Regions from separate parts of the Homo sapiens genome. Here region 1 is linked to region 2. A link is a loop called in an ENCODE intact Hi-C map of the cell type or tissue named here. Cell type or tissue: PC-3. All regions are shown on one strand. Links, peaks and the distances in the headings refer to the core of each region. The heading gives the core; the rest is flanking DNA.

Region 1 (4,400 bases), core at 232-4,231, 61 kb after region 2:
GGAGGAAGGGAGGAAGGGAAAAGGGAGGGAGGAGGGAGGGAGGACGGAGGAGGATGGAGGGAGGACGGAGGCAGGGAGTGAGGGGGGAAGGGAGGGAAGGAGGGAGGGAGTGAAGGAAGGGGAGTGAAAGAAAAGAAAGAAAATAATTTATAGTGACTAGCAGTTAACAGGGATCTGGTCTGATTTTTGCCCCATTAGATATCTGCCTCTGAGCAAGGAAAACAGTTCATGATTTGCAATAAAAGAAACATTCCAATAATCCAAGACATGCCCAGCCTTTGAGGACTTAGATCCTAAACTACCTTGTCTTCCCCAATCCTGTACACTACACCACACTCTCAGTCTCCTCCTCTGCTTAACTAAGCTCCATCTCCACTGACATCTCTGCCTAGTCTCTTAATCCAATGCATAGCCTGCTTATCTCCCAGTCAGTTCCTAGTTTACCAGCTTCCTCTCCTCATTCCCAGACTCAGGAATTCTACAGATGGCTGCTACTCAATTCCATCCTTAGAACCATACTTCTTGTACTTTGTCTAAACAGCAACCCAACAACTCACTCAACCCATGCAGGTCTTAAAGGCAGACCCCAGAAAGCAGATCTTTTACTGATATTTATTGATTAGAGTTGAAATGTCATCTTGAAATAGAAAGGATACTTTTTAATAAAAGAAAACTACCCCTATTGCAGAAGACATTAGTGAGTCCGGAATTGGTTCCTTCTGGTGGGTTCTTGGTCTCACTGACCTCAAACATGAAGCCATGGACCCTCGCGGTGAGTGTTACAGTTCTTAAAGATGGTGTGTCCGGAGTTTGTTCCTTCAGATGTTCAGACGTGTCTGGAGTTTCTTCCTTCCAGTGGGTTCGTGGTCTGGCTGACTTCAGGAGTGAAGCCACAGACCTTCACAGTGAGTGTTTACAGCTCATAAAGGTAGTGCGGACCCAGAGTGAGCAGCAGCAAGATTTATTGTGAAGAGTGAAACAACAAAGCTTCCACAAGGTGGAAGGGGACCCTAGCAGGTGGCGGCAGCTGGCTGGGGTGGCCAGCTTTATTCCCTTATTTGGCCCTGCCCACATCCTGCTGATTGGTCCATTTTACAGAGCACTGATTGGTCCATTTTTACAGAGTGCTGATTGGTGCATTTAAAAACCTTTAGTTAGACACAGAGTGCTGATTGGTGTTTACAATCCTTTAGCTAGACAGAAAAGTTCTCCAAGTCCCCACCCGACCCAGAAAGTCCAGCTGGCTTCACCTCTCATTAGGATAAAAGGACATGTGGTCACCTTTACTGTTAAGTACCCAGAATAAGAACACAGATAGTAGGTTAAACAGAAAAAACCTACAAGACTGTGAATGTTGTTTCTTATTTGTAAAGACAGGAGCATGACAAAGGCAATGGGAATGTTAAGTGCCCTTGTGTTAAAACAGTGACCAAAATTAGTCATAACAAAATGAAGTTCAACTAAGGATTCTTAAATGGGTCTAAACAGATTCAGTACCATGGCTAACATTAGTGGAACAATTTTTAAAGAGACACCTATTAAAGAACAGTTAGTGACTAAACACTTTTTCACCAAATAAACTACTTTTTCTCTCTTCTTCTCTTATCTAAACATAGGCACTCCTGAAAAATATCTCTTCCTTTATTTAACAGCCTTAACTGGAAATAGCCTAGAAGAAAGAATTAAGCAACTATTTATTTCTCATAATATGCTATACTTTGAGAGAGGACATTAATTATCCATGACCAACACTGGTTTCCTCAAAACACACACACACACACGCACACACACAGAGAGAGAGAAAGAGAGAGAGAGAGAGAGAGAGATTGCTGATAATCTGTCTGTAATCTGTCTGTACTCTTGTGGCTACCCCAATGACAAGTTATAAAAACAGCTCCCTTTGTAACAGTGCCATCTGTAGTTACTGAATGATAGTACCCATGTCTTTGGCATGTTGAGCTAACAAAGCCTACCCCCAAGAAGAGACGAAATGCAGCAGAAAATAGTAGGGAATATACTGGGAACTCAGATCCAAAAGTTCTTCTTAACTAGAGTCCATTCACCACCTTTCAGGAATTATCAAATCTCCTGAAATGGTCAACAAAATTTTGTGTGAATACATTTTGCTGGGGAGAATACTCACAGCTTAAATTCAGGAATCTGCACACATTTTTTCTAAAGGGTCAGATCACATTTTAGGCTTTGTGGGCCACATGCTCTCTGCTATAACTGCTCAACTCTACCACTGCAATTCAAAGGGAGTCACAGGGAATAGTAAATTAATGGATGTGTCTATGTTCCAATAAAACTTTTATTTACAAAAACAGGGTGGTGGCTGGATTTGCCCCAAGGCCATGGTTTGCCAACCCTAACACACTCTTAGTCATTTGCTTGCATAAATCAAGGATTCTAAAGTCCAAGTCTAATTCCTGAGTAATTTTAATATCCATTTGAATACCTCAAAAACAAATTCAATCTTCCTTGGCCTACTCAATTCTGATGACTTGTTACAAGATATTTCAGCAGTGCCAACTATGGCTAATTCTGCCACTACCATGAATGGTCATAATATGCTTCTAAAATCCTGAACTCTCAATATTTACTGATTTCACAAATATTTATCACCAAATATGTTTTAGGCTCTAGATATCACACTTACTGGCCACACAACCTCCTATCTTGCAGTTTTTTGAATTCTTAAATTTTCAATATCCTAAACTTGAACCACTCTCTCAGCATAATCCTGAGTGTCCTTTTGTTGAATCTACAATGAAGTGCTTTTATTCCAAAATAACCTCCCCCGTTCTCCCCCACAGTCACCGTAGTCCATCCAAATACCTAGGCTCCTGAATAAGACTCAATAATAGGATATGAACACGCAGAATGATTGTTTCTACAAATTTACATTTTGTAGCCCGTAATACTTCCATAATTCTTCCAGTAATGTTTCTCTCACAACCATCAACAGCTGTTCTATGTCTTTACAATTCTACTGAAGGCCCTATCCCAATATCTCCCAATACAAAACTAGGAAATGTCTCTGCTAATAGATGGAGGCATTATTCATTTCCTATCTAAAGCTACCACTTGTAAATACAGCTGCATATGAGCTCATTCTTATCCCTTCCATTCCCAGTGCAAAAGTACTCCAGCCAGACGTGGTGGCTCACACCTGTAATCCCAGCACTTTGGGAGGCCAAGGTGGGTGGATCATTTGAGGTCAGGAGTTTGAGACCAGCCTGGCCAACATGATGAAACCTCATCTCTAATAAAAATACAAAAATCAGCCAGGCATGGTGGTGGGCACCTGTAATCCCAGCTACTTGGAAGGCTGAGGCAGGAGAATTGCTAGAACCGAGGAGACAGAGGTTGCAGTGAGCAGAGATCACGCCACTGCGCGACAGAGTGAGACTCCATCTCAAAAAAAAAAAAAAAAAGTATTCCTTCCTCCTACCCAAAAGCTAACTCCTGCTCTTTGTTTGATCACAATCCCTAACAACTCCTCAAGGACTTTCATCATTACTTAATATGTTTGGTTTTTACAGAACTGCATTAGTTTTCTATTGCTCTGTAACAAATTACCAAAAACCTAGGGACTTAGTACACCCCCGATTTATTACCTAACAGCTGCGTAGGTCAGAAGTCTGGCACAACGTAGCTAGATTCTCTGCTCAGGATCTCACAGACTGAAATCAGGATGTTAGTAGAACTGTACTATTTTCTAGAGGTTCTGGGAAATAATCTGCTTCTAAGTTTATTCTGGTTGCTGGCACAATACAAGTTCCTTGTGGTTGTAGAACTGTGATCCCTATTTGCTTGCTGCCTGTCAGCTGGGGCTACTCTTAGCTTTCTAGACCCTATGTGCAATCTCCATTAGATGCAACATGAGAAAGATTCTCCTTTGCTGACCCTGAAGATGGAGGGAACTATGTGGCAAGGAATGCATTAGGAATGCTGACCTAGTAGCGTGCAGTCTTACTGACACCCTGATTTCAGTCTGTAAGACCCTCAGCAGAGAAATGTAGCCACATTGTGACAGACTTCTGACCTAAACAGCTGTTAGGTAATAAACTGGGGGTGTCCTAAGTCCCTGGTTTTTGGTAATTTGTTACAGAGCAATAGAAAATTAATGCAGTTCTGTAAAAAACAAACATATTAAGTAATGATGAAAGCCAAACCCACAAATCTTTGCAAAACAACCTGTTCTTTATCTATAGCTGTTGTTTAACTTGTTAAGGAGCAATACTCTTAAGTTTCCTAGAGATCACCTGGTTTGGTTAAGAAGATCTGTGAGGCACGCCCTTAATTTCTTGGAAGAGTCCAGTGTGACTGAATACTCTCATCTTTTGATCTTTCTGAAGTTATTATACAGCCACATCCCTGGCTTTCTCCATACCATG
Region 2 (4,400 bases), core at 205-4,204:
TTACCTGATGTATGGATTAGCCATGAAATATATGTTGATTTAATAAGATATTTAGAATTACCATGAACCAGAGTTAAATGTCCTTATTAGAAGATACCTAACACTTGAAACTAGTTACCAAAAACTCAGCACTGACTCTGCTACAATGTTTAACTCCTCTTACCACTAAGTCTATAGTACCTCCCACCCCTTGCCAAAAGTGTGTCCCAAAATAATTACTTGAGATTCCCACACAAAAACCAAGTGAGGAAGAGAAGAAAAAAGGAAGGCTCTTGCAATTGCTGATCTTGTGAGAGAGTCATATGAGTTAATACAAAGTGCTTATAAGAGTTCACCTGGCACATAGCAAGTGGTTGGTAACACTGGCTACTACCCTCATACAAAAACAGTGTCTCAAGTCCTGGTCTCCACAAAGTCTCTAGTAAAAATAAATAGTCCATATTTGGCAAACTTATGGTTGATCTATTCAGGGTTCCTGTCTTGCCAATGGTCTTCAGAACCCATCAGCATTAATTACAATAGCTACTTGGCTGGTCATTAACATCAGTGATTTTGCTAACCTTTTTTTTTTTTTTTCATTTTTTTAAATGAACTTCACAGATTTCAAGCACTAACTTTGCTGTTTTGAAACAACAGGTAACCATGCTGGCTGGCCATAGATTTCATTCCATATTCAAGTACCACCAGATAGAGTTAATTCAATTCACCTGATCTTTTATTTTTAGCAGTTACACAGGTCTAAAATCAAAATCTCAATGATTTCATCTCTAACATACAATTGCATTTTTAAAAGGAAAACGAAATATTAAGCCCAGTGAAACCCCTCCATATTACTCCTTAATACTAATTTGGATGAAACAGGACTGGCAGTTGGCTCCCAACCTCCACAAGAGGCTCAACCTAGTTATTTAATCAATTTTATTACATAACCCTATGTTTAATGTCATCTCATATTTTACACAACTGAATATTTGGGGCTCCTTTTATAGTGTTATAGAAGGGTTTTGCTGTATCCCTAATTGACACATGACATTCCTATGTTTAAATTCTGCATTGTTCCTGCTCTCCAAGACTGACCAGCCCACCCTTCCCTATTTTCCTCTAATTGCTACTGCAATTTCCCACAGTCCCAAGGCATCTGCCTGGTTAAAAGGAATGTTAACAGCTGCATAAAATTATAAGATGAATTAAAAAATCATTAAAAAGAGATAGTACTCTATTGAAAAATGTGGAGATGAATAAAGCATTTGGTATTTCAAACATCATTAGTAAGTTTGCTTAAGATCAAGGACTTCTAAAAGAAAATATGACTTGAGTGAAGATAACATATGTTTATTATAGAAATTAAATATTTCAATTATCAGAGCTAGAAGAGAAACCGAGTAATTTTAAAACTTTTCAAAATCAATAAATTAGCTTTTTCAAACAGAATTTCATGTCTAAAACAGGTAAGTTAAGGGACTTGCTAGTCTACCCAATCCCTTGATATTAGAAGATAAAAACTAGATGATAGTAGCTACCACGGAATTGGTCAAATCATACAATTCAGTCAAGCAAGAATTAGTACACAAAAATAAATTCTTTGGAAAGTGGGACTATTTTTTCTCAAATACTTCTCTGCATCTAAACACAGACGATAATCATATGCTTTTTGAAAAAAAAAAAAAAAGAGGAAGAAAATCCAAAATATGGAACTAGTTGCATATGTAAGGTATTTAACAATACTATTTATAATAGAGAAAAGTGAGTAACAATGGCTTGGTTAATTATAGTACTTAAAACTGAACATTGGCTGGGTGCAATAGCTCACACCTGTAATCCCAGCACTTTGGGAAGCTGAGGCTGGTGGATCACCTGACGTCAGGAGTTGGAGACCAGCCTGGCCAACATAGTGAAACTCCATCTCTACTAAAAACATAAAAATTAGTCAGGCGTGTTGGCATATGCCTGTAGTCCCAGCTACTCGGGACGCTGAGGCAGGAGAATTGCTTGAACCCAGGAGGTGGAGGTTGCAGTGAGCCAAGATCACGCTACTGCACTACAGCCTGGGCAACAGAGCAAGACTCCATCTCAAAAACAAAACAAAACAAAACAAAAAAAACTGAACATTATACCACAAGTAAGAACTATATCACAGCAGGGAAAGGGGCTTCTGGCATAAGGTTAAGCGGGAAAAGGTGAAGTTTTAGGTAAACTATACTTATAGCATGCTCAAGTACATGTAAAAACATTCTAAGATATTTCCTCCTCTCAAAACATTACTAGTTCTGAACTATTAGAGCATGGGAATCAGGGGTGAGATCTTGCCTCACTAAACTGCCCAAGATTTCTGCAATGTTGTTATACTGCTTTTAGATATAAGGAAATACAAAGGGCACCAGAAAAAAAATCATAGACTTATTACCTCATAACCTTAAGAAATTCATTCATCAATCTAAGCATTTGAGAACTTCATCTCTTTTAATGTTTATGAGAATGTTGTGTTGGAAGTGGGGATAAGATAGAATTCATTTAATGCTTATAAATCATAAATAATAAACATCATTAATAAGTGTTTTAAGAGTCTAGGAAAAAAGACTGCCTCATATCACTACGTTATACTAATTATGCTGTGAACTGGTTGGGCTTTTCCTGTCAATTTTTTCTGTGAATTTTCCAATGCATTTGTTGCCTACAATTCTAGCAGCTGCCATTAGGTGGTGCCTTCTCATGGGAGCTAAGGCCTAAATAAAGGAAGAGGTAAGGTACACAACACAATTCTATAAACAGTAGAACATGTTATCAATAATCATAATAAAATGTAGCTAACTATTCACTCTAAGAGATGGCTGGCTACATAAGAAACATAATTTAAAGAAATGTAAATAATTCCCTAATACATATTTAAACCATATATTTAACCTTTATTTCCTCCATTAAGTTCCTGTAAAAATCTGTAACTAAGACACAGAGGCACATAACTGTAGTCCCAATACTCGAGAGGCTGAGGCAGGAGGGTCATGTAAGCCCAGGAGTTTGAGGCTGTAGTGCACTATGATTACACCTGTGAATAACCACTGCGCTCCAGCCTGGGTAACATAGCAATACCCTGTCTATTTAAAATGTGTGTGTGTGTGTGTGTGTGTGTGTGCGTGCAGGTGCATGCGTGTGTGAGTATGTGTGTGTGTGTGTCTGTTAGCCTAAAAGGTAACAGCCTACAGTTTATTCTGTTCACTGCTTCTGCTTATTTCTGCCTTGCTTTGACCACTTTAAGGCTTCTGGGATTTACAGCTGGGTATGAAATCTTACTGATGCCTGGAATTATTTTCATTTAGCTACTTTCCTGGACTTCCATTCATCTTTCAACCTCAATCTAAAACATTATTTCCATTGTGAAGCCTCCCCTGATCATCCAAGCAACATCTTCCTCCAAATCTCACAGAACTTGAGTCAGGCAGACCTAAGTATAATGCTTATTTAGCCCTCTGTAAGACAGTAGGCCAGCACATACACATATATTTTATGAGCCAGCAATGCTGGCCTATGACCAAGATTACATCAGCCTATAAAGCCAGCCAGTTCTTTATAGGCCAAGACCTAGCAGAGACAGGCTCACAATTTTCCACAATAGCTCTTAACAGATACATGACTTAGTAGCTGTCTTTGGTAATGCTGGCTAAGTACAAACAACCTGAGCGTACTTAAAAAAAAAAAAAAAAAAGGAGTATTGCACTAAATCAATGGCAAAGTTTGCAACAAATTAATTAACCAAATGGATCAACTGTCTCTGTGGAAGGCTGTTGTTAAAACAATATTCCATAATCCCTCTAAGACAGATGTTTATAAACCTTTCAATAATACTAACAATAATAATAGCAACTAACTTTTATGGAGTGCTACCATGTGATGACACTATTCTTAGCACTTTAAGTACATGAACTCAATTAATGCTCGCACAATCCCATTTTACAGAAGACAAAATAGAGGCATGGAGACATTAAATAACTTGCCAAAAGTCACACACTTAGTAAATGGCAGAGCCTGGATTCAAACCTAGATATTCTGGCTCCAGAGCCTGTCCTCAGAACTACTACATTATATTTCCTTGCAGCTAAAAGAAATATAGAATGTTTTCAAAATCTGGAGAAAAGACACAATAATGAACTTGTGACTGCGTACCACACTCAATAAAGGTGGTGATTTGCACATAGAAGATACATTTTACACAGCCTCAGCACATGCACAAGCACACATGCGCACGCACAGACACATACACACCTGAAACAAAAACTTCAGGAAACAGTACTGCTTGCGACACACACTGACAATTTCTACTCTATTTTATTTTGTAGAAAATGTTGGTCATGATGCCAAAAAAATCTTAACATTCAGTTTGAAAAAGCACCGCACTACCACAGGAT

The links. Hi-C counts contacts between places; a loop is a spot of excess contacts. Peaks named below come from ENCODE experiments on the same cell type or tissue, not always from the same donor. Only the 100,000 strongest peaks of a DNase experiment are listed, where the experiment ranks them.
Region 1: a loop joins it to region 2, with 4 times the contacts of the local background. A loop is called at or near these places in 2 of 110 quality-filtered maps.

What each region holds. Positions count from the first base shown.
Region 1 is chr5:37,492,869-37,497,268 of GRCh38, reverse strand. The region is part of intron 8 of WDR70 (WD repeat domain 70); the gene reads right to left. Among named protein-coding and RNA genes, the nearest start is that of WDR70, 120 kb to the right of the region's middle. In PC-3, for the core only: CTCF peaks have their summits at 1,726 and 1,925; DNase peaks (open chromatin) are centred at 1,408 and 2,348; H3K27ac peaks cover 1,836 bases.
Region 2 is chr5:37,553,409-37,557,808 of GRCh38, reverse strand. The region is part of intron 9 of WDR70 (WD repeat domain 70); the gene reads right to left. Among named protein-coding and RNA genes, the nearest start is that of WDR70, 180 kb to the right of the region's middle. RefSeq lists a silencer at 4,328-4,400 and an enhancer at 4,328-4,400. In PC-3, for the core only: a CTCF peak has its summit at 2,690 (motif pointing right); no DNase peak of the experiment used is centred there.